Linked DNA regions of Homo sapiens: regions 1, 2, 3, 4, 6 and 7 are each linked to region 5. A link is a loop called in an ENCODE intact Hi-C map of the cell type or tissue named here. Cell type or tissue: OCI-LY7. All regions are shown on one strand. Each heading gives the region's core, and the rest is flanking DNA. Links, peaks and the distances in the headings are about the cores only.

What was found. Peaks named below come from ENCODE experiments on the same cell type or tissue, not always from the same donor. Only the 100,000 strongest peaks of a DNase experiment are listed, where the experiment ranks them.
Region 1: a loop joins it to region 5, with 9 times the contacts of the local background. A loop is called at or near these places in 14 of 110 quality-filtered maps.
Region 2: a loop joins it to region 5, with 6 times the contacts of the local background. A loop is called at or near these places in 13 of 110 quality-filtered maps.
Region 3: it touches region 5 in a loop (17-fold over the local background); 5 of 110 quality-filtered maps call a loop at or near these places.
Region 4: it touches region 5 in a loop (4-fold over the local background); 7 of 110 quality-filtered maps call a loop at or near these places.
Region 6: it touches region 5 in a loop (5-fold over the local background); 11 of 110 quality-filtered maps call a loop at or near these places.
Region 7: it touches region 5 in a loop (6-fold over the local background); 14 of 110 quality-filtered maps call a loop at or near these places.

What each region holds. Positions count from the first base shown.
Region 1 is chr22:22,296,449-22,300,938 of GRCh38, forward strand. It overlaps LOC105372952 (a long non-coding RNA gene), which reads right to left and starts at 1,704. Exons shown (of 3, transcript XR_938055.3): 1 at 1,234-1,704. It also overlaps IGL and the pseudogene BMS1P20. RefSeq lists a silencer at 1,497-1,796. In OCI-LY7, for the core only: CTCF peaks have their summits at 1,154 and 2,156; DNase peaks (open chromatin) are centred at 1,223, 1,673, 2,146 and 3,009; H3K4me3 peaks cover 3,456 bases; H3K27ac peaks cover 1,879 bases.
Region 2 is chr22:22,340,858-22,345,347 of GRCh38, forward strand. It overlaps IGL, the pseudogene ASH2LP3 and IGLV9-49. Among named protein-coding and RNA genes, the nearest start is that of VPREB1, 98 kb to the left of the region's middle. In OCI-LY7, for the core only: CTCF peaks have their summits at 2,153 (motif pointing right) and 2,352; DNase peaks (open chromatin) are centred at 2,184 and 2,914; H3K27ac peaks cover 863 bases.
Region 3 is chr22:22,462,251-22,466,740 of GRCh38, forward strand. It overlaps IGL. Among named protein-coding and RNA genes, the nearest start is that of ZNF280B, 44 kb to the right of the region's middle. In OCI-LY7, for the core only: CTCF peaks have their summits at 1,083 (motif pointing left), 1,296, 1,993 (motif pointing right) and 2,201; DNase peaks (open chromatin) are centred at 1,081 and 1,981; H3K27ac peaks cover 335 bases.
Region 4 is chr22:22,108,815-22,113,304 of GRCh38, forward strand. It overlaps IGL. Among named protein-coding and RNA genes, the nearest start is that of TOP3B, 130 kb to the left of the region's middle. RefSeq lists an enhancer at 2,449-2,528 and a silencer at 2,849-2,918. In OCI-LY7, for the core only: CTCF peaks have their summits at 1,214, 1,415 and 2,246; DNase peaks (open chromatin) are centred at 1,237, 2,327 and 2,797; H3K4me3 peaks cover 1,129 bases; H3K27ac peaks cover 1,913 bases.
Region 5 is chr22:22,205,695-22,210,184 of GRCh38, forward strand. It overlaps IGL. Among named protein-coding and RNA genes, the nearest start is that of VPREB1, 37 kb to the right of the region's middle. In OCI-LY7, for the core only: CTCF peaks have their summits at 733, 934, 2,271 (motif pointing right) and 2,479; DNase peaks (open chromatin) are centred at 317, 727, 2,377, 2,807 and 1 weaker place; H3K4me3 peaks cover 991 bases; H3K27ac peaks cover 3,739 bases.
Region 6 is chr22:22,320,053-22,324,542 of GRCh38, forward strand. It overlaps IGL, the pseudogene BMS1P20 and IGLV1-51. Among named protein-coding and RNA genes, the nearest start is that of VPREB1, 78 kb to the left of the region's middle. In OCI-LY7, for the core only: a CTCF peak has its summit at 2,125 (motif pointing right); a DNase peak (open chromatin) is centred at 2,159; H3K27ac peaks cover 434 bases.
Region 7 is chr22:22,355,687-22,360,176 of GRCh38, forward strand. It overlaps IGL and IGLV1-47. Among named protein-coding and RNA genes, the nearest start is that of VPREB1, 110 kb to the left of the region's middle. RefSeq lists a silencer at 1,875-1,974. In OCI-LY7, for the core only: a CTCF peak has its summit at 1,767 (motif pointing right); DNase peaks (open chromatin) are centred at 1,835 and 2,675; H3K4me3 peaks cover 975 bases; H3K27ac peaks cover 1,982 bases.

The DNA of each region.
Region 1 (4,490 bases), core at 184-4,183, 91 kb after region 5:
ATACTTCAGAAATTCAAAGGATCATAACTGGCTATTATATGCCAATAAATTGGAAAGCCTAGTAGAAATTGGCAAATTCCTAGATGCATACAACCTACTTAGGTTAAACAATGAAAACATCCAAGACCAGAACAGATTGGTAACAAGTAATGAGATTGAAGCCATCAGAAAAAGTCTCCCAGTAAAGAAAAGCCCAGGAACTGATGTCTTCACTGCTGATGGCTTCACACCAAACAATTTAAAGACCTAGTACGAATCCTGCTCAAACTATTTTGAAAAACAGGAGGGAATACTTCCAAACTTATTCTATGAGACCATTATTACTGTGATAACAAAATCAGACAAAAGCATCAAAGAAGGAAACTACAGGCCAGGATCTCTAATATTGATGCAAAAATCCTCAACAAAATACCAGTGAATCAAATTCAGTAATACATTAAAGAGATAATTCATCATGATCAAGTGGGATGTATCCCTGGGATGCAAGGGTCACTCAACATACAATGTGATACATCATATCAACCAAATAAACGACAAAAACAGTATGATCACGTCAACTGAAACCGAAAAAGCATTTGATGAAATTCAACATCCCTTCATGCTATAAATCCTCAAAGAAACGGGCACAGAAGAAACATACCGCAACATAATAAAAACTACAGGAAAGACACCCACAGCTAGAATCATATGGAATGGGGAAAAACGGAAAGCTTTTCCTCTAAGATCTGGAACATGATAAGGATGCCCCCTGTCACCACTGTTGTTTAACATAGTACCAGAAATCCTAGCTAAAGCAATCAGTACAGCCCCTGATATGGCCCCCAACCCACCCTGCCCCCTACCACCAGCAGTGTCGCCCCCCCGCAACAGCACACCCAACATACCCAAGCCGCCCCGCCTCCCCGCACCATGGGCATTACAGCACCCCATAGCGCCCTCAACCCGAAACCGCCACCCACCCCCCCACCGCCCACAGCCGCACAGTGCAGCCCCGGATAGCACACTTAGCCCACCTCACTGTTGCCAGCAATACAGTCTGGGATAGTGCCCCCAACCGGCTCCCCGCCAAAGGCAGTGCAGCCCCGGTTTGGGCTCCCAAACCATCCCCCCGTGCAGGCAGCACAGCCCCAGATAGCACACCCAACCAGCCACCCAAGACGGGCAGTGACGCCTGAGATAGGGCTCCCAACCGGTCCCAGGCCACCCGCAGTGCAGCCTGGATAGCGCGCTTACCCCAACGCCTTTCTACGCTCTGGCTGGCTGCAGTGTCCATCGCTGCCACCAACCACAAACAGGGCTGCAAACAGGAAGGATTTTATTCACCGTCGATGCGGCCCCGAGGTGTCCCAAAGCGAGGCAGTGCCCCCAAGGTCTGTGCAGAGCAGAACGCAGCTCCGCCCTCGCGGTGCCACCGGCCCGCCCGCCCGGGTCTGTGCTGAGGAGAACATTGCTCTGCCTTCGCTGTATCTCCGAAGTCTGTGCAAAGGAGAACTCAGCTCCGCCCTCGCAAAGGCACACAGCGCCGGCGTGGCGGAGAGGCGGACAGCGGCGGAGAGGCGGACAGCGGCGGAGAGGCGGACAGCGGCGGCGCGGCGGAGAGGCGGACAGCGGCGGAGAGGCGCACAGCGGCGGCGCAGGCGCGGAGAGGCGCACAGCGGCGGCGCAGGCGCGGAGAGGGGCACAGCGGCGGCGCAGGCGCGGAGAGGCGCACAGCGCGGCACAGCGAGGCGCCGGCCCAGACTCCACTCCCCAGCTGTGAAAGGGTAAGAACTGAGGGTGGCTGAGACTCGGGGTTGTTCAGGGCGGGGTGGGCTCTGGACCCAGCAGGCCCGGCACCCAGGTCAGGGCTCCAGGGGAGGCCAGGTGGGCGAAGGCCAAGAAGGGGCCGGGGCTGGTCAGGAAGGGCTCCTGGTAACCAGAGCACTTTGCGTGAGCCAGCGTGGGAGGAAGGTGGGCTGGATGAGCTAGGGAGGCGCCGGGAGGGGCCTTGGCAGAGGCGACCCCCTCCGTCAGCCCCCAGGCCACTGAACCCTGGGTAGCGAGAACCGACAGGGGAGGCTGCATACAGAGGAGTGGAGGCTCCCCGGCTTTGGGGGCTCTGAGTAGAAGCATCTAGGGGGTCCCTCAAGAGGCCCCCAAACGCCTCCCCATGGTGAGAAAAGAAAGCGCAGAGAGGGGCACGGCTGTGATTTCTTTTATTGCCCCAAATGTACTTCATCTTGGTAGATTTCTATTGGCTTTAAAAATGTGTGTGTTTTGCTGTTGGGGAGTGGGGTGTTATACGGATGTCAGATTTTGCTGGTTGACTGTTCAGATCTTTTGTAAATCCTTGCTCCTTTTCTGCCTAGTTTCACTCTGTCACTTACATTAGAGTGCGGTGGCACGAACATGACTCACTGCAGCCTTGACTTCCTAGGGTCAAGTACTTCCCCTGGCTTAACCTCCTGAGTAGCTGGTACTATAGGTGTGTGCCGCCACACCTGGCTAAATTTAAAATTTTTTGGAGAGATGAGGCCTTGCTATGTTGCCCAGGCTCGAACTCCTGGCCTCGAGCTATCCTTTGTCTTTGCCTCCCAGAGTTCTGGGATTACAGGCATGAGCCACTGTGCCCGGCCTCTGCCTAGTTTTAACAGTTGCTAAGAGGAGGATGTTGAAGTAGATGTCTTCTTGGTGGGTTAATCCTTTTGTCATTAAGCAGTTGTTATGGTCACTTCCTTTTCACCCCATTGGTGAAGGAGGGGTCCCTGCCCTAAAGTGTAGGAGATGGCTGAACACGACACCTGGCGTGGATGGATGAGATTGACAGCAGTGTTTTAGTCACATATACCCACAGCTCAGAGGAGGACACTGCATGCCACACAGGGTCAGATGGGCACCGCACTCTGTAGCGGAGTGAGGGCTGTGGGCTGAGGAAGCAGGCAGGCTTGATAGTAACAAGAGCACACAATGACCAATGGTTCCCGAGGGGGAATGCAGTTGGCTTGTTTGAATAAATTCATGGGCTGGCAGACAGGTGAAGTGAAGCTTCTTAGGCTGAGGTGCAACTGTTTGGCTGATAAAAGAACTAGCCAGGTGGGGAGCCTTTCCTGTTGGGTGGCAGGGTAGGGGGTGTCTGGTAGAAACAGGAAAACCCACGGCTAGGCCTTTGGGGCCCTGTGAGGCTCAAAGATGTCAAGGCAGCATAGGAAATTTTAGATCTTAAAATTCAGCGAAGACCCTCTCCAGCTCTGGTAAATTATTTTGCTTGAAGTCTACTTCATGAGATATTAATATATTCACTCCTGCTTCCTTAAAAAATTAATGATTTCACAGGATATCTTTCTCCATTCTTTTACTTTCAACCTACTTAGGTCCTTAAGTGAGTTTGAAGTTTCTTATGAACAGTATTTAGTTGGGCCATGTGTTTATTATAGGCTCTCCATCAATCTGTCTTTTGGTTTATTTAGACCATTTACATTTAAGGTGCTTATAGTTACATAATTGCTTATGTCTGATGTTTTTATTATTTGCTTTTTCGTTTCCTTTTTCTTTCCCTCCATCTTGATCTATTTCTGTATAATGTTGTTGCTCGTATCTCTTTGTATAGTCTTAAAGTGTTTGCTCTGGATGTTACAATATGTGTATTGTAATACAGTAGTCTACTGGTACCAGTATTTACCACTTCAAAGTGTGGAAACCTGCCTTGCATTTATGTCTCTTTACCTTTTCCACTTGTATAAATCACTGGCTTGAGTATTAGGTGGTGGTATAGTTTTTGTTTCAGTCGTCAAATGTGATTTTAAGAACTGTGGATTGTCTCGCGTATGTATCCACATTTCTGGTCTTTCCTTTGTCCCTCCTCCTATAGTCCCATATTCATCCCTTCTGCATAAGAACTTTCTGTAGCCATTTTTTTGTTTTGATTTTTTTGTTTTAATTTTTTGTATTGTGGAAATGACAGAACATATTTCTGTAGCCACTTTTTAGCATTTCTAAATTGACCAGTGACAAATTCCTATATTCTCTTCCTCTGAGAATGTCTTTATTTCTCTCTTCATTTCTGAAGGGTAGTTTCATGGGATATAGAATTTGCAGCGAACAGTTTTTTTGTTTGGTTGGTTTTTTTGTTTGGTTGTTTTTTTTTTAAACACTTGAAAATGTTGTGCCACTTCCTTCTGGCCTCCATGGCATTTGAGTTGGCGTGTCCCTACAGGCATTCTGCCATTTTTGGTCTTTGTTTTTAGTTTTGAAAGTTTAATTGGTGTTGCTTTCTTTTGGTATACTTTGAGGTTTGCTCAGCTTCTTGAATCTGTAAGTTTATATCTTTCACCAAATGTGGGAAGCCTCAGGAATTAGTTATTTGCATGCTTTCACAGCTCTGGTCTCCTATGGGACTCAGATAACATAAATGCGGGGTTATCGTCCCACAGGTCCGTGCAGCTCTGTTCATTTGTTTTCAGGTTATTTTCTCTCTCTTGTTTAGACTGGGTGAATTCTGTTGATCAGGTTTC
Region 2 (4,490 bases), core at 359-4,358, 140 kb after region 5:
TAAGGCCTTGATAAAGTTTAAGAATTATTTGTGTTTTGAGGAAAAAGACTTTGTGACTGAAGCAGAGAAGAGCCTAAAAGAGACTTCCCACAGTGAGATAAGATTTTATAAAAATGGTGTTAGTCAAGGCATGGCTTACAAAGATATTTTCAAGGGGCTTTACTTTCCAGCAATCTTACCAGAAAACAACTGCATAATTTCCATGAACATTGGACTGTGCTTCAAGTATCCTCCAAAGGATCTCACTTACTGCCCTATGAGTGACATGGGCTGGGATGCTCTGGTAGAGCACACTCTGGCTGGTGTCTTGGTGCTAGAAATGGATTCAATCACTGGACAAGAAAGTCCTTCAGGGGCAAACATAAGGACACTGAGGGTCATCTTATTCTACCTGCCTTCTCTCCTTACTTGTATCCTAGGCCAGCCTATGCTAGCGCAACTGTCCACAGATCTCTCTCTCTCTTTCTGTCTCTCTCTCGTGTGTGTGTATGTGTGTGTGTGTGTGCATGTGTGTATCAAATGATCAAACATCTTCATTCAAAAGTCCAAGCCCTGCAGCATCATGAGACAGTGCTACCACACATGAAGAAAATGTTCAAAGGGCACCAAATAGAGATCGCATGATCCAAAGTTATTTCTGATCCCAGAAAAGAATGGCACACAATCAATATGAATAGTATTAGATATCAAAATTATAGTACAATCTCATTTGTTTTTACCATAGATTCAAACTCTCTTTAGCATATTGGAAAGCAGAATCCATGTTCTACTGATGCAATTCCCCTTGACCATCATGAAAGAATTGGACTGAAAGCAGGACATTTCTGAAGTCTCTGGAGGATACGTAACATGACTGTTGGAGGGAATGCACATAGGAAGAGGTAGTGAATTATGTGTCAAGTGCCCCAACAAAAGGCTGTCAGTGTTTGTCTCTGACACATTGTTGGGGAGAAAGGTGGAGTCACAGGACACACTGCCATGGGACCCACGAGACTTGATCCTACATCCCACAGCGGGCAGCCTGCATCAACGTGGTCATGCAGGGATAGAAACACAGCCACAGAAAGCTTTCACCTGCCCAAGCAGCATCTCCCAAGAGCCAGCATGGGTGCTGTCTCTGCTCTGCTTCTTCCTGGACTGTGTCTCAGAGCCCTGAGTTCTCCCTCACCCAGTTTCCCAATCCCCCTCTTCTCCACTGGTTACCAGGGGTTAGGGGAGTGGGGAGGGGAAATAAACGTTTAAAGGGTACAAACTTTTCACTTGGGATGATGAGAAAGTTATGGAAATTCATAATGGTGATGACTGTATCACTTTTTTTTCAGAGGTGGTAACTTGCTCTGTTGCCCAGGCTGGAGTGCAGTGGTACAATGATAGCTCACTGCATCCTTGAACTCTTGGGTCTAGGCAAGCCTCCTGCCTCAGACTCCTGAGTAGCTGGGACTACAGGTGCAAGCCACCATGCCAGGCAATTCTATCACATTGTGAATATACTTAACACCACTGAATTTTACAGTTAAAAGTGATTTAAATGGCAAATTTTATGTTGTGTGTATTCTATGACAATTAAAAATACACTTGTTCAAATGTCAAAATATATATGATGTTATATTCATAAAATTTTCCTTTTCACACTTATATATTTATCCTATTCTAACTCATTCTCATCAATTAAAAAAAGTACTGTAATTACTGGTCATTATGTACTAAATTTTCCATAATTCACATTGAAGCCTTAACCCCCAATATTACTGTATTTGGAGACAGAGCATTACAGAGGGTAATTAAGATGAAATGAGATCATAAGGACCGGCATCCTTATAAGAGGAGATTAGAAAATGGACAACATAAAATGAGATGAGGACAGAGTGAGAAGGTGGTCATCTACAAGTGTGGACACATCTTCAGTTTGTGTGGAGTAACAGTTGAAGGGCTCGCCCATCCTATAATGAAAGTTGGAACAGGTGCCTTGGGCGGGCTCCAGGATTAACTGATCTAGTCACTGCATCCCACTGTGGGACCCCAGAGGGAAAGAAGCACTGTGGAGATTCCTGAGACATTAGAAATGGAGCCTGAGAAATTTCCAGGACACCCACATGGGCTCCAGGTGAAGCAGGGGCCCAGAAGGCCTTGTCTGATCCCTGAGTGTGACGCAGCACCTGGCCACTAGGGGGAGGCAAACTCTGTGAATCCTAAGGGACCTGAGCTCTTGCTCTGAGCCCTGCCCTTGTTAATCACCAGCCCTGGGAGGGAGCCGATTTGCATGGAATGTGATGTCCCTGCCCACTTCTTCACTGAGGGAATAAGAGGCTTTAGGGCCTCAGGCTCAGCTGAGAGACTGAAGAACCCAGCATTGCAGCAGCTCCACCATGGCCTGGGCTCCTCTGCTCCTCACCCTCCTCAGTCTCCTCACAGGTCAGGGTGGGCAGTGGGCTGGGCCCCCAAAGGGACCCCCACCTCCCAGCCTCCATCTCCCCATCCCTGCTCTTCCTCCTCCAACAGCTCATCAGCCACCCACCAACAGGAGCCCTCATGGGTGTCTGTGTTTCCAGGGTCCCTCTCCCAGCCTGTGCTGACTCAGCCACCTTCTGCATCAGCCTCCCTGGGAGCCTCGGTCACACTCACCTGCACCCTGAGCAGCGGCTACAGTAATTATAAAGTGGACTGGTACCAGCAGAGACCAGGGAAGGGCCCCCGGTTTGTGATGCGAGTGGGCACTGGTGGGATTGTGGGATCCAAGGGGGATGGCATCCCTGATCGCTTCTCAGTCTTGGGCTCAGGCCTGAATCGGTACCTGACCATCAAGAACATCCAGGAAGAGGATGAGAGTGACTACCACTGTGGGGCAGACCATGGCAGTGGGAGCAACTTCGTGTAACCCACAGTGACACAGGCAGAGGGGAAGTGAGACAAAAACCTCCCGGCTGATCTGCTCTGTCCACACTTCCTTCCCACTGGCCTGACTCACATTTCAGAGGGCTGTCTCTTAACTCTGTATTTAAAGTTTTCACCTTCCCAGACATTTTGGAGTTCTAATTCACAGCATATGTTCCCTGTGTGTAAATATTTTCTCAAGAGCTTTTGAAACATTGAAGTTTGCACACCAACATTTGTGGTTTTTGCCACTCACCTGTCCCCTGATGGGATTGAAGTTTCCAGGTTGTGGAACTGCTCACAGGTGCGTTTATCAGGAAATCACCGTCACCAGCTCCCACGACCTTTGTCCATATTCAACATTTGTGAGCTGCCTATTCAATGATGGGAACTGACAATTTCCCTGGAGACACAAGGCCTTCACCCTGACTCACAGTGTCACATAATCGACGTGGACTTCAGCCATCTCCAGTCACCTCCATGTGCACAGAGCTCTCATGGTACATGTGCTTGGCTGCCCTAGAAAGAGAGAATGGACACACACCAAAGATAGTAGAATGTGAGCCTGCTCTATATCTGAGATTCTGAAAGAGGCCCCCACTGCCTTCACAGAATGAATTCCTTCACATGCAGGGAGAGAGCTCTGGTGGAATCACTCTGCAATGCTTTCTGATGACAAATACCTGGATTGAGGTCAAATTTCACAGGTTAATAACCCTTTTCAAGACTACCTCCACTACAGACTCCAGTTCCCAGGCATTAAGCCTGAGGACCCTTGTAGACAACCAACATGGGGCTGTGACCAGCAGGAGCAATGGGTAACTGTCCCAGGCCCTGCCTTGGGGCTGCTCACAGCCGGGTGAGCCCCACTGGCCACAGGCTGGCAGAGGCTGAGCTGCTCCCTGTGCTCGCTGATGAAACTCAGCAGCCTAGTGCTCTCAGGGTCCAGCAAAGCCTCTTGGGCAGGGTCCTGTGCCTGTTCCCAACAGCCGCTCCTTCGAGGACCCTCCTGGGCCCACACTCGAGCAGCTCCTTCCTCAACCTCCTCTGTCCTCACATCCCCTTTTGGGTTCCTGAATCAGTGATCAGGTAGGGTCTCATTTAGCCAGAAGGGAGGGAGTAGATTTGCATGAACAGCTTCTTCTTTTCCCTGAGGGCAGAAGGAAAAATAGTCAAGCCTGGGGAAGCCCAGCCCAACTGTGAGGTCCAGAGGCTGTGTCCACCATGGCTTGTTGCCTGAACTCCTCTGGTACCCAATCCTTGGTCTATGTTTATAGACTCAATGAAAATACCTCCCTTTCTACTGGCCTCTTAATGCTAACAGAATCATTTTGTCCCCTAAGCACAAATAGCCTTTCGGGTTGCTGGGTGGGATGACAACTAGAGCAGAAGTCTAGCATGTGCAACCCCATTCCTGGCCCATACATGTCCCTGCTCTTGGCCCAGTCTTTGCTGGTTACTCCCTGAACTCTGAAACTTCAGGGAAGTTGAGTTTCTCTTTCTCTTGAGATTGTACTCTTGAGGAGCTCCTGAATTTCCAGGTATAGGGTGACCCCTCCTCATTAAGGACATGGCTCTCAGACTTATCCCTGGTTTACTTCCCCAGGTTTAGGTCTGTG
Region 3 (4,490 bases), core at 271-4,270, 260 kb after region 5:
GTGAGGTAGGAGTGGGACTGAGTAGGATGAGTAGCCCTCACTCAGTTACTTATCTTTTATGATTTTCAGCTTAAGATCTTCTATTTCTCCACTTTGATATTCAGGACGTTCCTCTGGGCTGTCAGGGGTTGCTCCCTCAGGCATTCAGGCTTTGACTTGAGTGTGATGTATTCAGAAGTTGACACCTGTAACTTTTGCTGCCAAGGGGGTTGAAAGAGAACAGTGTAGGGCCCTTCGCAGCTTGGCTTAGGGAAGGAGAGAGAGGTGAGAGTTTTCACTAGTACCAAATTTCCTGGGTTAAATAAAGGTGGTTCTATTTCCTGGGGCTGGGCTTCTGCCAGTTGTGTCAATTTCTGTTGGAAGTGAGGTAGAGAGGTTACATGCTTAACCAATTTATAGGTTTTCTGCCTGAAAACAGTCTCTGAGCACATTGACAAATTTTATCCTTTCCTAAGTGAAAAGCTTGGTGAAGGATTTTAAGAACTTTCCATTGGCTGGAGGCTGGCAAATGGAGTTTGCCATCCTCTGGCTGTAGCCATCCTGAGAGATAAAAAGCATACCCTTGAGAAGTGGCCTATTCTGTTTCTGCAGGAAAATACTGAGGTTTAATTTCTGTTATGGAGCATTCCTAGATTAGAAGGGGGCTTGAAGTGTGTTAATGCCTTGAGGCTTCCTTGCCTTTGACTTAGCTGCCTGATTAATCTATTTCCTTTGGCTACTTTATTTGCTGCCTTTTGGTGTTCCTATAATGTATCCCTGCTATTTCTCACGGCATAAAAAGTGAAGATAATAGCCTGCTAATTTTCTGGTGATATTTTACAGGAAATCCATTAGTGGTAAGAGGATGTCTTTCCTTTTAAATGGCAGCATGAGTATGGAGAGCTAAGAAAGCATACTTGGAGTCCGTGTAAATGTTGGCTACCTTTCCCTTGCTTAATTGAAGTGTTCTCGTAAGAGCTATTAGTTCAGCTAATTAAGTGCTTGTGTCTGGGGAGAGATGTTGTTTAGAGTGACTACTGCTTATCCTGCCTTATGTATTTCTTGCTTTACCGGCTGTTAGTTAAAAGCGCCCCCTAAAGGACAGTAATCCTGCCACATTACGTGGGGTGTAAACAGTTAAGTTCTTTCCCAGGATTAATTTGGAGGCTTTTCTAACTGTAAAGCTATCATGACAATGGCTTGGAAGCATGTGTAAATAGGTCCTCCTAACTGCAACTAAGGTTGAGAAAAATATTGTACTAGAGTTTTTCCTGAGATGTTCCTTATGGTGATGCTATGAGAAGAGGGGAGGCCTGGATTAGAGAGAAGAAAAGAGAGAGATTGGCTTTAGTATTTAGAAGGACATCTACTTTCCTTCAATTTCCAGAATCACCCAGGTCCTGGCACCCTGTTAAATGTGCCACCCATGTTTGCAAGCGTGACCCTCCAAGCCATGGCACCAGAGGAACTAAGCTTGTGGGCCTAGTCGTGCTACCCCAAGCAGCTCTAGTCCTCTGCCTATGATTTCCCTTTGACTTCCTAGACTTGTGTGATCTGTGTGTCTCACCCCACCCCCACCCCCAAAAAAATAGATCTTGGCAGAAACTATATGGAAGGAAAGGCTCCTTTAATGGAGGGAATGTGCTAGATTGCCTGCTATTATGGCCTGTGCTAAAGCATTTACCCTTAGAAAAATGGTTCCAGTTAACTTCCAGACTTAAAATCTCCTTACTAATTAAGTACTGTTTTAATCGGAGAGAGAACAGGTGTCTTAAAGGAACGCGGGGACCTAATGGCGACTTTCCTGCTAATGGGACAGTATCGGGGCACAAATTCGGCTGCAGAGGAATTTTACTCCTAATAGTTAAAAGCAGAATTTTCCCGTTCACAGGAGCAGCATAAATCCTGGTTTCCAGTAGAAAGGTGCAAAAAGAAAAAAATTGAGAAGCTGCGGTGTACCGCGGAGATCAGCAATGTGTCGCATAAAGAGGATTTTATTTCCACTAGGTGGCGCTGTTGGCCTAGAAATACCATGTGCTCACCAGAGGAATTTTAGGGAGTAACCTCACTGAGGGGCAAAGGAAGACTTCTGTTCCTAGAAGATTGCAATGGCATTTTCCTGAGCTATCTCCCCAGTTACTACAGCATTTTCTGATCTTGCCTACCAGGATTACTTCCCTACGCTGTAAAAATTCCCGCACATTTGACACACAGAGAGAGTAAGAGACATAACGACCACGGATAAAAAAGGAAGAAGGTTCTGCGACAGGATAGCTAGGGATCCTTTACCAACATCCAGAGCAGGCCGTTGGAGGCTGGGTCCAGTCCCGAAACCTTTGAATAACACCAGGCTGTGCCCTGGCCAGAAATTCTCAGTTGCTTCAGAACTTTTCCCAGCCTCACGCGATGGCTAAGTTTCCCCATGAAAAGAAACTGATTTGAAGCATGACCAACATTCCCAAAGACCCGTGAGTATTGCGGGTTCTCCGTGTTCTGACCAGCAAGCCTAACACTCAAGTCTTTAGAACAACAGCCATGATAAGCGTATTTAGACGGCCAATGGATGCCCATAATTGATTTGATTTTGATTTTAAAATAGAGACCAAGAACCTCTGAATGACAGAACAGACTTTGAGTTCACTCCTCTAATCACTACGTCGATGAATGTTGTACCTTGGATTCCCAGTGAAGGCACCAGAAAGGATACGGCTCTGATGACTGGAGAAACACCAGGGTCTTTTGTCTCATTCTGAGAAAATTAGCAACATGGATGGACATATGTGGAGTGGTTTTAAGGAGTGGAAAGTTTAACAGGCAAGAGAGAAGAAAAACAGCTCCCCCATAGAGAGGGAGAAGGGCTCCGAACGGAAAACCCTACATGTGGTGGACAGCAGCTGGTTATATTGGGAGGCTGGAGGAGGCAGTGTCTGATTTGCACAGGGCCCAGGGAATGAGTTTGACCAGGTGTGTCATTCACGCAGCCTGTAAAAAAACTGGCCCTCCCACCCTAGCCTTTTAATATGAAAATTCAGGTTGCCATGATGTCCTGCACATGTGGCTTTTATGTGGAAGCTGCCGTGACACCTGGCACATGTGGTGACAAGGAGAAGAGGGCGAAAGCCACCATATTGGGTGGACCTGGCTTCTAGCCACCAGCATTTGCGTATCAATGCTTGCCAGTCTGGTTTTTCAAGCCGCTTTCTGTTAGCAAAGAAATGGTTTGGGGGTCGCTTTTTATTAAAAGAAAATTCCACCAAGAACTTTCACCCTTTCTTGCTGCCTAAAAATTATTTATTAATAACTCCTGTAGTAGCTGGAGACAAGGAGGCAGGGATGGCACTGGGAGGACCAGGGCTCTTCCTTGCTCCCCTGGCTTACTGAGCCACCTCCCTCACCCTGTGTCTCTCTCCTGACTCTCAGGGTCCTGGGCAGTCAGAACTCACTTGGTAACCTGCACAGTCTGTCTGTGGCTAAACCAGTCACCATCTCCTGCACTGGAAGCAGCAGCAATAAGGGTCTTGGGATTGTGTCCTGGTACCAACAATGAACAGGAAGTGTCCCCAAACCTCTGATCCATAGAAGCCAATATACACTTTTAGGGATGTAGGACTGATTCTCAAGCTATCAGTTTTCCAAAAAGGCCTTCCTGAGCATCTCTGGGCTCCAGGATGAGAACAAGGCTGATCACTAATGTTGGCATTAGTGATCATGTTTGTGATTTGCTATAAAATCATCCAGCGATGGAGTAAGATGATGGGTAAAAAGGGTTGAAAGATTAAACAAGATGAGTCACACTGATGATGTCAAAGCTAGCTGATGGGTGCCAAGGATTCATTAGACAACTCTCAGCATATTTATATAACTCAAAAATTTCCATAATAATCACTGCCTAAAAAAATCCATGTCTGTGATGAGAGGTATATGTCCTGCTTTTAATTGGTATGTAACCTGATTTTAACAATGTGGTATATAATCTGCTTTTAACAACGTGGACAAAATGTAAGCTTACATTCTGACTTCAAGTTGAAGCCCATCTTCTCCTAACAGGCAAAGGAGGAGCTGGGGTGGAGGCTATGAAAGGGACCGGAGCTCAGCGTTTCCCAGGACAAAGAAGTGAGTGAGGCCGGAGTCCCAGCAGAAGGACGAGGGGCTGTGAGATGGGCTATGGGAGTGTGCAGGGGCCACAACGTGCAGGTCATGCTGCTGGGGCCACAGGATTCAGGTTTTATATAAACAACAAGGAGCCACTGAAGGTGTTTAAGCCAGGGAGTGACATGCCACATCTGAATGAGAAGCATCTCTCTGAATTCCTTGAGGAGACAGTGTCTGAAGGAAGTGAGTGACCTGATTCTAGATTATTTACTAAAGCACCTTGTAAGTCTAGAAATCCAGGGGCCATTTACAATTAGCACAAGTGTAGATGTGGGCTACATTGAAGAAGTGATGGTCTCTTGTCATTCTTCACAGAACTAGAAAAAACAATCCTAAAATTCATATGGAACCAAAAAAGA
Region 4 (4,490 bases), core at 154-4,153, 97 kb before region 5:
GAGGCTGAGGCAGGAGAATCTCTTGAATCCGGGAGGCAGAGGTTGCAGTGAGCTGAGATTGCGCCACTGCACTCCAGCCTGGGTGACAGAGTGAGACTCTGTCTCTCAAAAAAAAAAGAATAATTAAATTTTGCCATATGCAGCAACAGGGAAAACCCTGGAGGATATTACACTGAGTGAAATAAGCCAATCTTAGAAGGGGAAATGCTGCACGGCCTCATTTATATGAGGTATCTAATTTTTTTTTTTCGAGACAGAGTTTTGCTCTTGTCACCCAGGTTGGAGTGCAATGGCGCGATCTCAGCTCATTGCAACCTCCACCTCCCGGGTTCAAGCGATTCTCCTGCCTCAGCCTCCTGAGTAGCTGGTATTACAAGTGCCTGCCACCACACCTGGCTAATTTTTGTATTTTTAGTAGAGACACAGTTTCACCATGTTGGCCAAGCTGGTCTCGAACTCCTGACCTCAGGTGATCCGCCTGCCTCGACCTCCCAAAGTGCTGGGATTACAGGCATGAGCCACCACGTCCGGCCTATAGGAGGTGTCTAATATACTCAACCGAGCAGAAATGGAGTAGAATGCTGGTTGCCAGGGGTAGGGAGAGAAGGAAATGGGGAGTCACTGCTCAAGGGCTATGAAGCTTTAGGTTTGCAAAATGAACAAGTTCTAGAGATGTGCTGTACAACACTGTGCTTACAGCTGACAACACTGTATTATGTACTTAAAATTTTATTCAGAGGGTATATCACACATTAAACGTTCTTATTAACATGAAAAAGGGATAGAAAATACCATGAAACCACTTACAGAAAGCAAGTATGGCAATCCTCTGTCCTTTGTCTTGGGAGAAAGTTTTGGCCAAGAGACAATTTAGGCAAAAAAGAGAATTTACTGAAGAAAAACAGAGAGCAAATAGTTTATTTAGAGAGACAGTGTACTCTGGAAGATAAGGCAGAGCGGGCTGCTGATAGAGAATGAGCCAGCGGCCCGAGAAATGTGCACTGAGTTTTTATGATATTGCACTTTTTCTTGGAGTTCCCACCTCTGTTTTAAGTCTCCACCTTTTTTTCTTTCTCTAGTTTTTCTGCTTCAGCCTTAAGTCCCTGCCTTTTCCCCACATAGTTTCCAGCCCAGGCTGTGGGACCCTCCCTTAACACACACATGGGCCCAGTGTTTGATAGGAATTCTACCTAATGGCTGCATTGCTCATTACTGCCACCCCAGGAAGGTTGTATGGTGGTCAAATCTATACTTACTGTACCTGCATCTCTCTTAGAAATTTCTCCTTTGCTCTCACCCCTATTATCAGCATGCAGCTAGCTACATTCTGACAGGTTAACTTCAGAGTGAGTGAATACTGGGTGTCTTAAGGGGCTTTGTTCTGGCATAGGTATTTACCCTAATCTCTGTTCGTATCTAGCATGTGTGCTTTGGGTGGTCTCTGGGGTGTGAGATTTTCCAGAACTCCCTTTTCTCAGGGGCTGCCCCTCCTGCTTCTGTCTAGCTATCTGCCTACTCTAAAGTTAGTATTAGTATGAAAGCTTTTATGAAAAACATTTTTTTCCAAGAAAAGGGAGGCATTTTATACTGGTGAAATAAGGTGTTCAATGACAACACATAACAACTGTAAATTGTATGCACCTAATAAAATAGCTTTAAAGTATTTGAAGCAAAACTGTCTCTTTTAGCAGAATTAAAAAGAGAAATAATCAATCCATAATCATATACACAGATATTAATACAACTCTCTTATTAACTGAGTGAATGACATGGAGAAAAAAGAGTATACATACAAATACGTGAAAACCATGATTAACAAAATCAATCCAGTGACACCAGGAACCCAAGCCTGAAGGGTAGTTGCTTGAGTATGCATTCATGGATGAACGCATCCAATGAATCATCACAGGAACAAACAATTGAGGCCTTCGTTTATGTATTTCTAACTGATGTTAAGTTTTTCCTTCCTATTCTGTGAGTAGAGGTGGATCCCTGTGGAAGGAGCTGCCCGGGTCTTTGCTCCAGAAGCTGTCTGCATTCTCCCCTCACTGTAGCCTCGTCACATTAGGCCATTGTTATATTTCCCATATGTCCTTCTTCTAGTAATCCAGGAGCCCTCAATGAAAAGGCTGTTTATTAATACCAGTAGCTCAGGACAGAGCAGGGGCATGGCTCATGGATGGTTTGGACCAGGCCCTTAGATGACTGCACTCACATGATTCCCACTGAGACTGCAGTCTGGCCAGTGAGCAGCAGGGGCACTGTGGGTCTGTCTCACGGTCTGCACAGTGGCTATTCATAGCTGTGCCAACCCCTAAACTCCCCAGGGCTGGGCAGTGGAGCCTGCACTCACTGAAGCCGACTCAGCTGCTGCATCTTCTCTGGGTGTGGTTCCAGCACCCACTTCCTCCCAGGTCCTGCCAGACTCTCTCATCCACCAGTCCCCAGGTCTTGAATAAATGCATAGAGTGGGGTGGGGGCAGGCAGTGGGTGGGACACATTTGCATCCATAACCCTTCCTCTGTGAGGCCAGTGGAGGGGATAAGAGAGGCCTAGGGCAGCCACTCCAGCTCTGGACCTCGGGAGGGCTGTGTCCACCATGGCCGGGGCCCCTGCTCCTCCCTGCTGCTCCCCTCTCACTTATCAGGTAGGGACAGGCCTCAGATTCCTGGGAAAGCCTCCCAGTCTGAGTTCTTGCCCCGTGTTCCACTCTCACATTTCATCCCTGCTTACTCACCCATGAGCATTTGTGTTTGCAGGTTCCCCCCACCTCGGCCTGTTCTGACTCAGCCACCCTCCCTCTCTGCATCTCTGGGAAATTCTGAGGCTCACATTTACCCTGAGCTGTGGCTTCACTGCTGGTGGCTAGCACATATCCTGCTACCAGTAGCATCTAGGGAGTGCTCTCTAGTATCTCCTGAGAGATGATATATCTCCAGTGGGATAGATATCTCAAGAGTGGGCTCCTGATAAAAGGATAAAGTTCAACCCTATTTACTCATTTTCACACTCTTCTTTGCCCTTTTTCCCTGAGATAATGCAGCAGAAAGACCCTTGCCAGATTTCAGCATCTGCTTGTGGACTTCTAAGGTCACAGAAATCTCAACCAAATAAACTTTTAGTCTCAGTAAGTTACCCAATATATGGTATTCTATTGTATCAGAAGAAAATGGAGAAAATGGACTAGGACAGCACGTGTAGAACAGTCTGCTAATCTGACTCAAGTAAGCACCATGGCTCCAGGGTCCCCGGTCACTTTTCTAAATCTAAAGATGCCTCAGCCAATGCAGTAATTCTGCACATCTCTGGGCTGCAGCCAGAGGATGAGGCTACTACATATCTCAGCAGCCATGGCACTTCCACAGTGCTCCAGAACCCCAGGGAAGTGAGACTAGGACCTCCCCTGTGTTCTCTCTGCCTGGTGCAATCACCACTGTCCTGCCTGGGACCAACTCTGGCTCAGGGATTGATTCCTGTTGTTACTTTTTCAGCCAGTGTCTAATTTTCCTAGGATATATAGATGTAAAATGTGTTTTTTTCTTAAAATGTTAATTTGATATATTTTTCATATCTTTTCCCCTTATGATGCCTACAGTGGAGTAGGTCAGTTCTTAGAGCTAAGTTTCCCTCCAGGAAGATTACAGAAGAGGAAGGAGATGAATAACCTACACGTGCTGTCCTAGTCCATTTCCCCCATTTTCTTCTGATATAATAGAATATCATATGTTGGGTAACTTACTGAGACTAAAAGTTTATTTGGTTGAGATTTCCGTGGCCTTAGAAGTCCACAAGCAGATGCTGAAATTTGGCAAGGGTCTTTCTGCTGCATTATCTCAGGGAAAAAGGGCAAAGAAGAGTGTGAAAATGAGTAAATAGGGTTGAACTTTATCCTTTTATCAGGAGCCCACTCTTGAGATATCTATCCCATTGCCAGGATAAGGGCACTAATCCATTCATGATGGTGGAACCCTCATGACCTAATCACCTCTTAAAGGTCCTGCCTCCAATTACTTTTACCATGATAATTAAATTCTACCATGAGTTTTGGAGGGGATATTCAAACCATACACATGTCCAAACTAGGGCCTAGACCTGACTTAGAGATGTGTGTGGTCTGAGAACTTCTGATCAGCTGGTTGGTCCAGCATGCCCCAACCCCAGCTCCACTGACCAGCTCCAGGAGTGAGTGAGGTCACCTTCCTCACAACTGCTCATTCCAGCCTGTCTCTGAACTGTTCACTCCTCTTGAGGTTCAGAGGATGCAGGTCTTTGTGGTTCCAGGGATGTTGGGCAAACAGTCTTTTCCACAGTGGAATATGACTGTGCTTGTGACTTCGCAGTGTGCAGAGGACACTCAGCACCTGCCTCTCCCCACCGACTTTGTCAGGCCCATGATTATCACCCTCTCCTTCATCCCAAGTTCATCTGATACGCATGCCAAGATTTCAGTGAGGCTGGGGACACATAAGGATGATGATACTAAAATGAAC
Region 5 (4,490 bases), core at 123-4,122:
AAAGTAAAGGTAGAGGAGTCTTAAATATAGGTGTTCCTGCCCCTATTGAGAGGTTTTCAAAACATGCTCTTAATTTAACGTTTAAATATACCAGAGTCTTAGAATGTGAGAATAATGAAATTGGTTTGTTTTAATTTTGTGATAATATTAAATCTACTGGAAAGAATATTCTCCTTTGAAAAGATTCTCAGCTCAGTGATCATAGAACCTGTACTTGCGTTTAATTCAATGAGGAAAGACATAGAAATGCCACGTTAATATCCTCATTTAGGTGGTTTCTCCCTTCACTGATCAGCCTATGAATGTGTCAATGCAGTACTCCCCAGTTTAGGCTTAGGTACTTATTGAAAGGATGCTGCCTGAGCATTTTTAATAATTGCTATTTCAAGATCACATTTTGGCCGTGAGGCAGGCTGCCACTCACTTTAGGCTCTGCCTAGGCAGGAATGGGTCCTGGAAGACACATGTTCTCTCTCTCTCTCTCTCTCTTTCACACACACACACACACACACACACACACACACACGCACACACACACCCCTCTCTTCTCTCTGGGTACACATTATTCTGGACATCTTCAGTTTCCAGGATTCTCTATGTCTCCAGCTAGAAGTCAGGGCTTAGCCTGTGGTGATCCAGCCACCCTCAGGTTGAATCTCGATGAAGTCACAGGAACCACCAGTGGCATGGAGGGTAAGGGATCCTGCTATCAGGTTCAGCCAGGAAATGCTCTGGACACCTGCTGGTGGAAAAGTTTAATGCTGGGCAATCACAGGTCAGGTCCCTTCTTCCAGTCGGCAGTTCAGCCTCCCTGACTTTCTCTGGGTTCCAGTCAGTGCATGAGGATGATGGTGACATTTATTCAGGGGCAGCACAGCAGCCTCAGTCACCACCAACAGTCACTGTCATATGAGAAAATTAGATAGAAATTGGCCTTCCAACTCTTCTGTCAGATCCATCTTTGCCCTTTTTCTGCCTGCTTGAGTGAATACTACCAAGACCAGCTCAGGTTTTTGCTGATGCTATCACACGTGCTCCTAAAACCAGAGGGCTTAATGGTATTTTCTGTTTATCTTTACGGATTCAATGAAAAGACACCTTTTCTTACTGGTCTCCCAATGAAAACATAATCACTATGTCCACAGTAACAAAGATAGCCCTCGTTGTTGTCTGCTGGGATGAGAAGAGCAGCAGAAGTTTGGCAGGTATGGCCCTCATGGGCTTCACATGTCCCTACATCTGGCCCTGGCTTTGCTGATCACCCTTTGGGCTCTGAACCCACAGAGAAGTTAGGTTTCTCTTTCTTTTGAGATTGCCTCTGGAAGAGCTGCTCTGTTCCCAGGTGCAGGGCAGCCCCTCCGCAGTAAGGACCCAGCTCTCAGAGCCATGAAGGCCTCAAGCCTCCAGGTTGACTCCACATTTCTAGTGCTTGTCTCTGGTTCTTTGGTTGGAAAGATGTTGGATGAATAGAAGTTCTCTGAGACCTAGGCTTTGTGAATCCAATCCCCATTAAATCCAGGGATCTTCTTAACGAATAAAATGAATCAGGGCCCAGTGATGGTGGGGAAATGGGACGTGAGGGTTCCTCAGGCCAGTAGTATGGGGAGAACATCCAAAAAGAAAGGAGGGGTTCCACTTTTGAGAATTGTCTTTTTATATCCATCCACATATTGACGAAAATTATAAAATTAGACTAAAATACCTTAAATATATAACATGGTCAAAAGAAAAGAGGTATTACCAGGATAATATTAAATAGCAAAAGAAGTCAGAGGCGAAACAGAGCAAGAGACACTTTTTTTCTGACAGCATCATTCTTATGGGCTATAATGCCAAGGCTTGTGCAGTAGGAGCTGAAGGAATCTCACAGGCGACCCTCACGACAATAACGACAATAACAAAATAAGTCAACCTCTAAAAGAAGCCCATGTAGAATTATCCCCAGGTATGAACCACCTGGAGGCTCAGCAGAACATTAAGCCTTAGATTGGGTTCAAGATGACCACAGACTGGTGATGACCACAGGCCCCTGGGAGAAACACACTCACACGCCTGGTGATGCTGATATCTGGTAAATCATCACTGTGCATCCTGAAACACATTCTGTGATTAGCTCTTTGCAGACCATAACTAACGTGAAAGAAATAATGTCTCAGCTGTAAACACTGCAGAGAGGACCCACTCATTCTACTCCCTTAGGTCATGAGTTGAAAGATCCATTTGCAATGGTCAGGATGTCCTTCCAGAAGAGCTGGGTCTGTGTCTGAGGGGCCACCCGACTTGGGATCGGAGCCAGCAGGGGGTGCTGTTGGACTGTTCCTGAGAGGGAAGGGCTCTGGGCCAGGCCACATAGGAAAATACTGGTTCTCATACACTTGAGCAAGCAGTGTCCTCACTGAAGTATGACTTCCTGCACCTGCACCACCGAGCAGGAGCCACTTCCTGCACCTCAGGAGCCACTGAGCACTAGACTCACACTCCAATGCTTCCTATTTTATCCTCCGCCCTCATGGAGTCCTTGTCCAAGCCTGCCCTTCAAGCAGAGACAAATCACACAGCAGGAACAAATTTGCTCAAAGGAACTTGAACTACAATGTTTCCTGGGCACAGAATGAGAAACACTTGGAATTGGGGAAGTTCCCATCCTAACAACTTAGACTCAGCAAGAAGAACCCTGGAGCTTCTCCAGCATGGCCAGAATCTCAGTCCACTTCAAAATCCTCAGTCTTTAGATCAGGAGTTCTTTTAGGGATGAGGTCAAGGTTTCTGGGTGCACATTACCACTGCCTTTCAGTCCTATCGTCTGGGCATGAGGAGCTTGTTATCTCGTTCTATCCATTATTTCTAAACCTCCTTGTAGAGGGCTGGGTTAGAGAGTGCTAACTGCCATTTATACAGTCTGGACCTTTGTATAAAATTATAAACACACACACACACACACACACACACACACAAACACACATACTTATTTTGATGTTCCAGCGAAAGAGTAAAACTAAACTCAACAGAAACAGAAACAGATTTGAATAATACAAGACAATCTCATTAATGAACATAGAAGCAAAACTTTCTCAGAATATTAGCAATTAGAGTCCATTTTATATCAATGAAGGATTATCTTGAGCATCTGGGAGGATGTGGGTTGAGACATTTGCACAGTCATTGGAAGACAGTGAACATGATTTTTGAAAAAACAGCATGTTTAGAGATATCAACCAGAGGTCAGATGCTTCAATCAGAGAAAGATCCTCTGAGTTCTCAGGGCTGCTTCCCTGAAAAGCTACGGGAGAAGGAAATGGAGTGACTGGACACAATGCCAGGGGATTCATTGACCCTTTGGCTTCCCATGGGCAGCATGCATCAGCATGGTCTTACAAGGATGAAAAAGGGCATCCCTCAAAAAAGACCGACCATTTCCCCAGAAATTAATAAAGAAATATCATGGCCGGGCGTGGTGGCTCACGCCTGTAATACCAGCACTTTGGGAGGTGGGCGGATCAGGAGGTCAGGAGATCGAGACCATCTTGGCTAACACAGTGAAATCCCATCTCTACTAAAAATACAAAAAATTAGCTGGGTGCGGTGGCAGGCGCCTGCAATCCCAGCTACTCAGGAGGCTGAGGCAGGAGAATGGTGTGAACCCAGGAGGCGGAGCTTGCAGTGAGCCTAGATAGCACCATTGCAGTCCGGCCTGGGCGAAAGAGCGAGACTGTCTCAAAAAAAAAAAAAAAAAAAAAAAAATCACAGTATTTTCACCAGTGCATTTCTGTTTGAGCGAATATGTTGGGTGAAGAAATATATAATATATACTTTTCTAAATGAAATTTTTATCTCACAAAATTGTAGAATTAAATTTTTGTTTTGGATAAGAAATCAAGAAACAATCACACACATTCTTATGATCTCATGAAAACCAGGTATAGGAAAGGAAGTGACGACCCCAAAATTCATCTAAAAAGTGAAGGTTTTGGTTCAAAGATAAGAGGGTTGTCATGTTCAAGACAAAGTCACTACCATTCGTGGTATTTAAAGCTGTTGGTACAAGTGCCTATCATTGCCGATTCCCTTCAAATTTCTTGTGTATGTTTGGATCTTAAACATGAGCACACACAAAAAGAGAAACAGCAAAACTAGAAAACAGATTTACCTTTTTGAGTTTCCAACTGGAGGAGAAAATGAACAAAGAGTAAGAATATCACATGATAATGGGAGGAGGAGTGTTAGGAAGGTGATGAGGAGCAGTTCAGCCTTCCCAGCTTGGGGACAGTCTTAGTGGAGCAGAGAAACCTCCTTCCTGCTGCCACCTGACTCTCTAGAGTAGATGAAGAATAAATAACTAAACATAAAAAGCCCTTAGGAAAAAGATTGTCATGATGTCAGTGCTATTAATAGTTCAGTTAATAATTCTGTAAGAATATGCAAAAACTTACTGGCTTTTTAAAAATTTTTATTTATTTATTTCTTTTGAGACGGAGTCTCGCCCTGTCGCC
Region 6 (4,490 bases), core at 210-4,209, 110 kb after region 5:
GATTACTGGCGTGAGCCAATGCGCCCAGCCCAGATAACCCTTTTTTTTTTTTTTTTTTTTGAGCAGGAGTCTCGCTCTGTCGCCCAGGATGCAGTGCAGTGGCGCGATCTTGGCTCACTGCAACCTCTGCCTCCCGGTTGAAGTGATTCTCCTGCCTCAGCCTCCCTAGTAGCTGGGACTACAGGCATGTGCCACCATGCCCGGCTAATTTTTTTTTTTCCTTGTGGCAACGGGGTTTCACCGTGTTTGGTCTTGATCTCTTGACCTTGTGATCCGCCCACCTTGGCCTCTCAAACTGCTGGGATTACAGGCATGAGCCACCGTGCCTGGCCCCAGATAACCCTTTTTATGTGAGAGTGTAGAGAATGTTGCTGCAGCTGGTGTGGGATGGGGGATGGCTGGGTTGAGACTGTGTTGTCACCTGCAGTGTACACCTGAGGTGACATGGTTCTGAACATCACTTTCCCCATTGAAGGCCCGAGTGACCTATCACTTGCTTCTCAAAATTCAGGAACTAGGTGACTCTAGGAGAGTGCACAGGAAGCTTTCTGCATATTCTTTCAAGAGATTTCGAGGTCACTGACTCTTTTTTCAAGACTTAAACACAAAATCCACATCCATCATTCTTGCGTAAAGAGACCATTCTTTTTTTTTTGAGATGGAGTCTCGCTCTGTTGCCCAAGCTGGAGTGCAGTGGCATGATCTCGGCTCACTGCAAGCTCTGTCTTCTGGGTTCATGCCCTTCTCCTGCCTCAGCCTCCCAAGTAGCTGGGACTACAGGCACCCGCCGCCATGCCCGGCTAATTTTTTGTATTTTTTAGTGGAGATGGGGTTTCAACATGTTGGCCAGAATGGTCTTGATCTCTTGACCTCGTGATCCACCCGCCTTGGCCTCCCAAAGTGCTGGGATTACAGGTGTGAGCCACTGCACCCGGCCCAAGATGGGGTTTCATCATGTTGACCTGGCTGGTCTCAAACTCCCAACCTCAAGTGATCCACTCACTTCAGCCTCCCAAAGTGCTGGGATGACAGGCGTGAGCCACAGTGCCCGGCCTAGTACATTGTTTAAATGGTGCATGTAAAACCTCATGGTACTACAACTGCCTGGTGACAGACTCACCAGAGTAAATAACTATCCTGCTGTTCTCCAACCACATGGGATTCCCCAAACAAAGATTTGTTGAGTCCAAGATGCATCATGCCAGAACTCTTGCAGTCATACACATAATTTGTTTCATTTTAATAAATACGGTTATCTTTTTTCTTCAGTTTATTGTTTTTAATGTATCATCTTCTAGGTTTCATTACACATCAAAGATGAATAATTTCTCTCATCTTTAGGACATGCTGAAAACACTCATTAGTGATTTTGAACAGTATTATTTCCTAAACATCCTAGTTGGAATGGTTGATCCTAAAAGCTACCATGTGTCAGGCTCACCTGAGTGCAGACTGTGGTCTAAACAAGCTAAAGTTTTAATTCTTCCATCTTCAAATACGGAGCATATTTGCTTGTTTTGCTCTTTAGCAAAACACTGCAAAGTCATTCGCCAGGATCTCCTGCAGACTGGCATTCAGTGATGGAGAACAGACTCCTAGGTGAGATCCCTGGTCACAGGATCCAGATGACTATGACTGCAAGTCTGGAAAAGAAGAGACAGAACAAAGATTTACCAGCATAACCCTCTGAGAATGTGCCCCAGCCATCCTGGAGGGAAGAGCTCCCTATTGACCCAGCACTGCAGAATCCACAGAGGAAGGACAGCTCTGGCCACCAGGGAGCAGCCACACGACAAGAGAGGACCCGGTGTCCCCACAGGTGAGGAAATGAGTCCATGGGGCTGGTCAGTGCTCTCGATTTCATTCTGCCATAACAGGACTTTGTGTAGTCACCACCTGAGTCCTATACAGTGAACAGCCAAGGAGACATGGACAGATTCACCCCTGAGGAACCCAGTAGAATGTGAAGTCTGCCCTGAGGTCACGAAGAAAAGACTCAGGGGGCTGCCTGGCCTGGCCCTGATGGAGGGGGCCATGGACAGAACAACGGGGAGGCAGGGGTGTCTCTGAGAGGCTCTGGTCACCTTGTCATACAATGGTGGTGTACAATGTCGCACCATGGACACTAGGGGGCGCCTGCGCACCATTCCTGAGAAGACTGGGTGTGATGAGAGCAGGACCAGCGCCACCTGTCCTGCTTGGTGCCCTATGCTTAGGGCTCACAGATGTCAACTCTCCACCCCCTGGGACCACACAGCCCCACCCCTGGCACTCTCTGACATCCTCAGGCAGAGGAGCTTGACCCAGGGCCCAGGGTGGGATCAGAAAGCTGGAGGGTCTGATTTGCATGGATGGACCCTCCTTCTCTCAGAGTATAAAGAGGGGCAGGGAGAGACTTGGGGAAGCTCTGCTTCAGCTGTGAGCGCAGAAGGCAGGACTCGGGACAATCTTCATCATGACCTGCTCCCCTCTCCTCCTCACCCTTCTCATTCACTGCACAGGTGCCCAGACACAGGGTCAGGGGAGGGGTCCAGGAAGCCCATGAGGCCCTGCTTTCTCCTTCTCTCTCTAGACCAAGAATCACCGTGTCTGTGTCTCTCCTGCTTCCAGGGTCCTGGGCCCAGTCTGTGTTGACGCAGCCGCCCTCAGTGTCTGCGGCCCCAGGACAGAAGGTCACCATCTCCTGCTCTGGAAGCAGCTCCAACATTGGGAATAATTATGTATCCTGGTACCAGCAGCTCCCAGGAACAGCCCCCAAACTCCTCATTTATGACAATAATAAGCGACCCTCAGGGATTCCTGACCGATTCTCTGGCTCCAAGTCTGGCACGTCAGCCACCCTGGGCATCACCGGACTCCAGACTGGGGACGAGGCCGATTATTACTGCGGAACATGGGATAGCAGCCTGAGTGCTGGCACAGTGCTCCAGCCCAATGGGGAACTGAGACAAGAACCCCCTTCTTCCTCCCCCAGGAGGGTGAGTGCCGCCAGCTGCTGCTCACGCCTGACCTGTAGCTTCTGCTGCTGCAGGTTCTCCCATGGGCCACGGGGCAGCCAGGGCCCTGCCTAGGAGTGGAGGCTCCACCACTTTTGTCCTCAGAGTCAGGAACAGGGACTCCAGGAATGAGAATATCCTGCTCCTGCAGCTTGGGACACAGGGTCTCTGCACTGACATCCTGGGCTGAGGTGGCAGGTCCAGCTGTGTCTTCACAGTCCTTCCTGTGCCTGCCCATGGTGTGGGGAGGGAGGGAGTGGGGGAGGGGGTGTGGGCCTTTGAGCTTCACTAGAGACCTGAGGGAGCAGAGGTGCTCCCCAAGACCTGGACTCCTTCCCTCACCCTCCTCCCATCACTCTCCTCACTGTAGCTATGGCCAGGTGAGGGCTCAGGGCTACTTGAGGACCTTGCTCAGCCCAGGGCCTCCATCCCAGGCATTGTTTCCAAACTCTGTAAGGGCTGTCTCTGAATCTGTAGAAACAGTTATTTCTGTGTGCCCAGGACTGGGTTAGAGGGCACCAACCCCACCCCTTGCAAACTGCTCCTCACCTCTTAGCGCCCCAGTGAGGAGAAGAAAGAGTTAGAAATCAGGAATCTACTCAGGGCTCCCCTCTCTCCCCTTTCCCAGCCTCCCCTGGCTTTCTCTTTCTACAGAAACACCAAGGAGGCAGCCACCAAGGACGAGGGGAGGCCCAGGCATTATACCAGGCAGCGGAGCCAGCCAGTCCCCCCAGATGGTGGAGGGAGGTGGTGGAGGTGTCTGGGACCAGAAAATAGTGAGGACCCTCTTACTGAAGTGAGGACGGGTGGCATAAACTGAGGCCCAGATGGTGGACCAGATCTCCTGAGCCATCTACTCATTTCTTCGTGTGTTCCAGTTTGGGTAAGAATAGGCTAAAAAAAAAAAAAAAAGGCTTTGAAGAGGTTCCTTTCCTCAGATAAGAATTCGTAGAGGATTATTGCCCACTCAGGCATTGAGGGGAGGCTGAGCCTCACTCTCAGGCCAATAGAACTGGGGGCTTTCAAGGGAATTTGATTGTACTGAGCTCCCAGACTCTGACATCTAAGATTTTTGCCCTCGTAGCCGAACCCAGCACTGATACCAAAATGGATGAAGGCTGATAGATAAGCCTAGAATATTCTAGCTGGCACCATCTCGTGGAAAAGAGAATCAAGTTAGAATATTGATGTGATAAGGTGGCATCGCACAGTGAGGGGAGGAGAGCTTGCATGGGGGAGGGTAGAGGAGCCACTAGAGGGCTGGACAAGGAGGAGACAGTCTGAGGTAAGTTTGTGAGGAAAACTCCAGATGCTTCAGAGAAGATGGACAAGGAGGTAGGCAGTGTGAAGGCCATGGGACCAGCTCTAGTCACCGGGAGAGAGTGGTCAGATTCAGCACCAGTGTCTGGGGAGGAGGTACTGAAGCCTGGGTGAGGGGAGAGGCTCAAGGCTGGCCTTAGGACCTGAGTGGGGCACAGTGATCACACTGCTGGG
Region 7 (4,490 bases), core at 252-4,251, 150 kb after region 5:
CGGTGACCCCCTGTTCATTAAGGTGGGAGGAAAGGAAAACAAAATTCACTGTGAACATCTATGCATCATCAAAGAAAAAGCAATGAGAAGAAACAGGAAGTGAAGCCCAGCTCTAATAGTTTATTTCTACTTGGAAATAAATAAAACAATATGCCTGATGTGTTATATAAACACAATAAACTTTTTATAAAAACTATGAAAATTATGTAAAGGAGCATGGCTTACACTAAAAGGAACATTTAAAATAATGACACCCTTGAAATGCAATCCCAAAACACAGCATCCATTTTATTTCAGTTACATATACGGACTGGTTTTATTTAAATGCCTGCAATAAATCTCACTATTTTGTTGTTTAAATGGAGCATTTAAAATCTCATTGTGGCCAGGCGCGGTGGCTCACGCCTGTAATCCCAGCACTTTGGGAGTCCGAGGTGGGCTGATCACAAGGTCAGGAGTTGGAGACCAGCCTGGCCAACATGGTGAAACCCAGTCTCTACTAAAAAAATACAAAAATTAGCCGGGCATGGTGGCTCGTGCTGGTAATTCCAGCTACTTGGAAGGCTGAGGCAGGAGAATTGCTTGAACCTGGGAGATGGAGGTTGCATTTAGCCGAGATGGTGCCACTGCACTCCAGCCTGGGCAACAGACCAAGACTCCGGCTCAAAATAAATAAATAAATAAACAAACAAATAAATAAAAAATCTCATTGTATTGCAACTGCCTGATGATACATTCACAAGTATAAATATCAACATAACCATCCAGCTGTTTCCCTCCATCCACGTAAAATTCCCCAAACAAATATTTGTTAAGAGTCCAGGGTGTATCATGCCAGAACTCATGCAATCATAAACACAATCTATTTCATTTTTCATTTTGATTAACAGAATTATCTTTTTTCTTAAGATTATTGTTTTTAGTTTATTAGATTCTAGATGTCATTACAGACCAAAGATGAATAATTTTCATCATCTTCAAGCCACCCCCACAAGACTCACTACTGAATTTGAACCATAATTTTTCCCTGGAAATCCTAGTTGGGGTGCTCGATGCTAAGAGCTATCACATATCAGGCTCACCTGAGGACAGACTCTGGTCGTCAAACCAAGTTAAAATTTTAATTCTTCCCATGTTCAAAGACTGAACATCTTTGCTCTTTTTGCTCATAAGTGAAACACTCCAAAGACATTTGCCAGGATCCCCCACAGACTGGCATTCAGTGCTTGGAGGACAGACTCCTAGGCAAGATCCCTGGTCACAGTATCCGGATGACTATGACTGCAAATCTGGGGAAGTAGAGGGAGAACAAAGATTTACCAGAAAAACCCTCTGGGAATTCCTCCCCAGGGCATCCCAGAGGGAAGAGCTCCCTTTCTCCTCAGCGCAGCAGGATCCACAGAGGAAGTGGAGCCCTGGCCACCAGGGAGGAGTCACATGAGAGGAGAGGACCCGGTGTCCAACACTGGTGGGGAAGTGAGTCCATGGGGCCGGTCCCCGCTCTGGGCTTGATCCTGAAATAAAAGGACTTTGTGTAGACATCACCTGAGTCCTCTACAATGTACAGCCAAAGAGCCATAGACAGATTCACTCCTGAGGAGTCCAGTAGAGCGTGAAGACTGCCCTGAGGTCACAGGAGGGAGACACAGGTGCCACCTTACTGGGCCGGGACTTGGGAGCGGGGGCAGTGGCCAGAAAACAGGGCGGGGCGGAGGCAGCGGTGAATCTCAGAGGCTCTGGTCACCTGATCATAGAACGGTTTGCCTTAGTCTGGACACTAGGGGGCGCTTGGGGACCATTTCTGAGAAGACTTGGGGTAATCAGAGCAGAACCAGGCACCTGCCCTGCCTGATGTCCTCTGCTCAGGGCTGGCAGCTGTGTCCTGTGTCCTCCCCACCCCCTGGGACCACAAAGCTCCACCCCTGCCACACCCTGACATACTCAAGCCCAGGAGCCTGACCCAGGGCTCAGGGTGGGGTCAAAAACCGGGGGGATCTGATTTGCATGGATGGACTCTCCCCCTCTCAGAGTATGAAGAGAGGGAGAGATCTGGGGGAAGCTCAGCTTCAGCTGTGGTAGAGAAGACAGGATTCAGGACAATCTCCAGCATGGCCGGCTTCCCTCTCCTCCTCACCCTCCTCACTCACTGTGCAGGTGACAGGATGGGGACCAAGAGAGGGGCCCTGGGAAGCCCATGGGGCCCTGCTTTCTCCTCTTGTCTCCTTTCGTCTCTTGTCAATCACCATGTCTGTGTCTCTCTCACTTCCAGGGTCCTGGGCCCAGTCTGTGCTGACTCAGCCACCCTCAGCGTCTGGGACCCCCGGGCAGAGGGTCACCATCTCTTGTTCTGGAAGCAGCTCCAACATCGGAAGTAATTATGTATACTGGTACCAGCAGCTCCCAGGAACGGCCCCCAAACTCCTCATCTATAGTAATAATCAGCGGCCCTCAGGGGTCCCTGACCGATTCTCTGGCTCCAAGTCTGGCACCTCAGCCTCCCTGGCCATCAGTGGGCTCCGGTCCGAGGATGAGGCTGATTATTACTGTGCAGCATGGGATGACAGCCTGAGTGGTCCCACAGTGCTCCAGGCCCAGGGGGAACTGAGACAAGAACCCCCTTCCTCCTCTGTCAGGAGGGTGAGCCCCGGCAGCTGCTGCTCAGGCCCGGCCTGTGGCTTCTGCTGCTGTAGCTTCCCCCATGGGTCCAAGGGCATCCAGGGCCCTGCCTGAGAGTGGAGGCTCCTCCTCCCCTTCATCCTCAGAGTCATGAACAGGCTGTCCAGGAAACAGAACATCCTGCTTCCTGCAACTTGGGACACAGGGTCTCTGCACTGAAGTCCTGGACTGAGGTGGCAGGTACAGCTGTGTCGTCACAGACCCACCTCTGATGGGAAACCTGTGTCTCTGTCATCCTCCTTTTCCCATTTCCAGGAGTTTCCAGAGTGGTGTCTTCCTCCCCCTGCTCCTCAGTGTGAATCCCTGTGCTTCCTTTCTCTCCAGCCAATTCTTTTTTTAATAAAACTCCTTTCATGTAGGAATAATGCATATTTAATAAACCACCCAGATTTATAATAGGAAATTAGACAAATGTTGACATTTTTTGATCCTTGAATACATCACCACCAACACGCAGCTATGCAACCTGTGACCAACCCCAGCAACCCCTCATGACCCCTTGTCATCTCCCTCCCTCCCTTCCCCAGTGCTATCCTGTGCAGCCACAGATCTGTCTCTGTCACTATTGTTTGCTTTCCATTTTTTGGAATGTATCAGTGTTATCAGACATTATCTTCCCATTTGTTCTGGCTTTTTTCACACTGCAAACTCCTTTTGGGATTCTTCCTGTTCTCGCTGAATTGCACCCATCCCATAGAGGGCTCATTACTACCTTTGAGGGCCTTTAGGTTGATTATTCCTGATTTTGTTTATTTATTTTAAAGTTTGAATTTATCGTCCATCAAAATCAAACTCTTGGAGTTATGTTCATCTAAGGTGACAGGAGAGTCTGTGATGTCTTGTCGGGATTCTTGCTTCTTCATCTCTTGCCTCTCGTTCTGTCTATATTGGAAGAGGTTCTCATATTCTATTTATTTACTTATTTATTTATTTGGGTTTTTAAGGATTTCAGTGTTTTTTTCTCTTTAATTATTAATTTTTTTATTTTAATAGGTTTTTAGGGAATCGGTGGTATTTGGTTACATAAATAAGTTCTTTAGTTGTGATTTCTAAGATATTGGTGCACTCATCACCCAAGTAGCGTACAGTGTACCCAGTGAGTAGTCTTTTATCCCTCACCCCGCTTCTACCATTTCCTCCCAGTCCTCAAAGTCCATTGTATCATTGTTATGCCTTTGTGTTCTCATAGCTTATCTCCCACTTATGGGTGAGAATATGCCATGCTTTGTTTTCAATTCCTGAGTTACTGCACTTAGAATAACAGTCCCCAATTCTATCCAGGTTGCTGGGAATGCCATTATTTTGTTCCTTTTTATGGCTGCATAGTATTCCATGGTATGCATATATTTAACATTTCCTTTATCCATTTGTTGGTTTATGGGCATTTGGGCTGGTTCCATGTTCTTGCAATTGCAAATTGTGCTGCTATAAACATGCGTGTGCAACTATCTTTTTTGAATAATGATTTCTTTTTCTCTGGGTACATGCCTAGTCCCAGATTTTGGGACTTTGCTGGATCAAAGGGTACATCTATTTTTAGTTCCTTAAGGAATCTGTTTTCCATAGTGGTTGTACTAGTTTACCTTCCCACCACCAGTGTAAAAGTGTTTTGTTTTCACCACATCCATGCCAACATCTATTATTGGCCATTCTTGCGGTATTAAGGTGGTATTGTATTGTAGTTTTGATTGGTATTTCCCTGATCATTAGTGATGCTGTTCATTTTTCTTTATGTCTGTTGGCCATTCATATATCTTCTTTTGAGAATTTTTATTTATGCCTTTAGCCTACTTTTTGATGAGATTGTTTAGTTT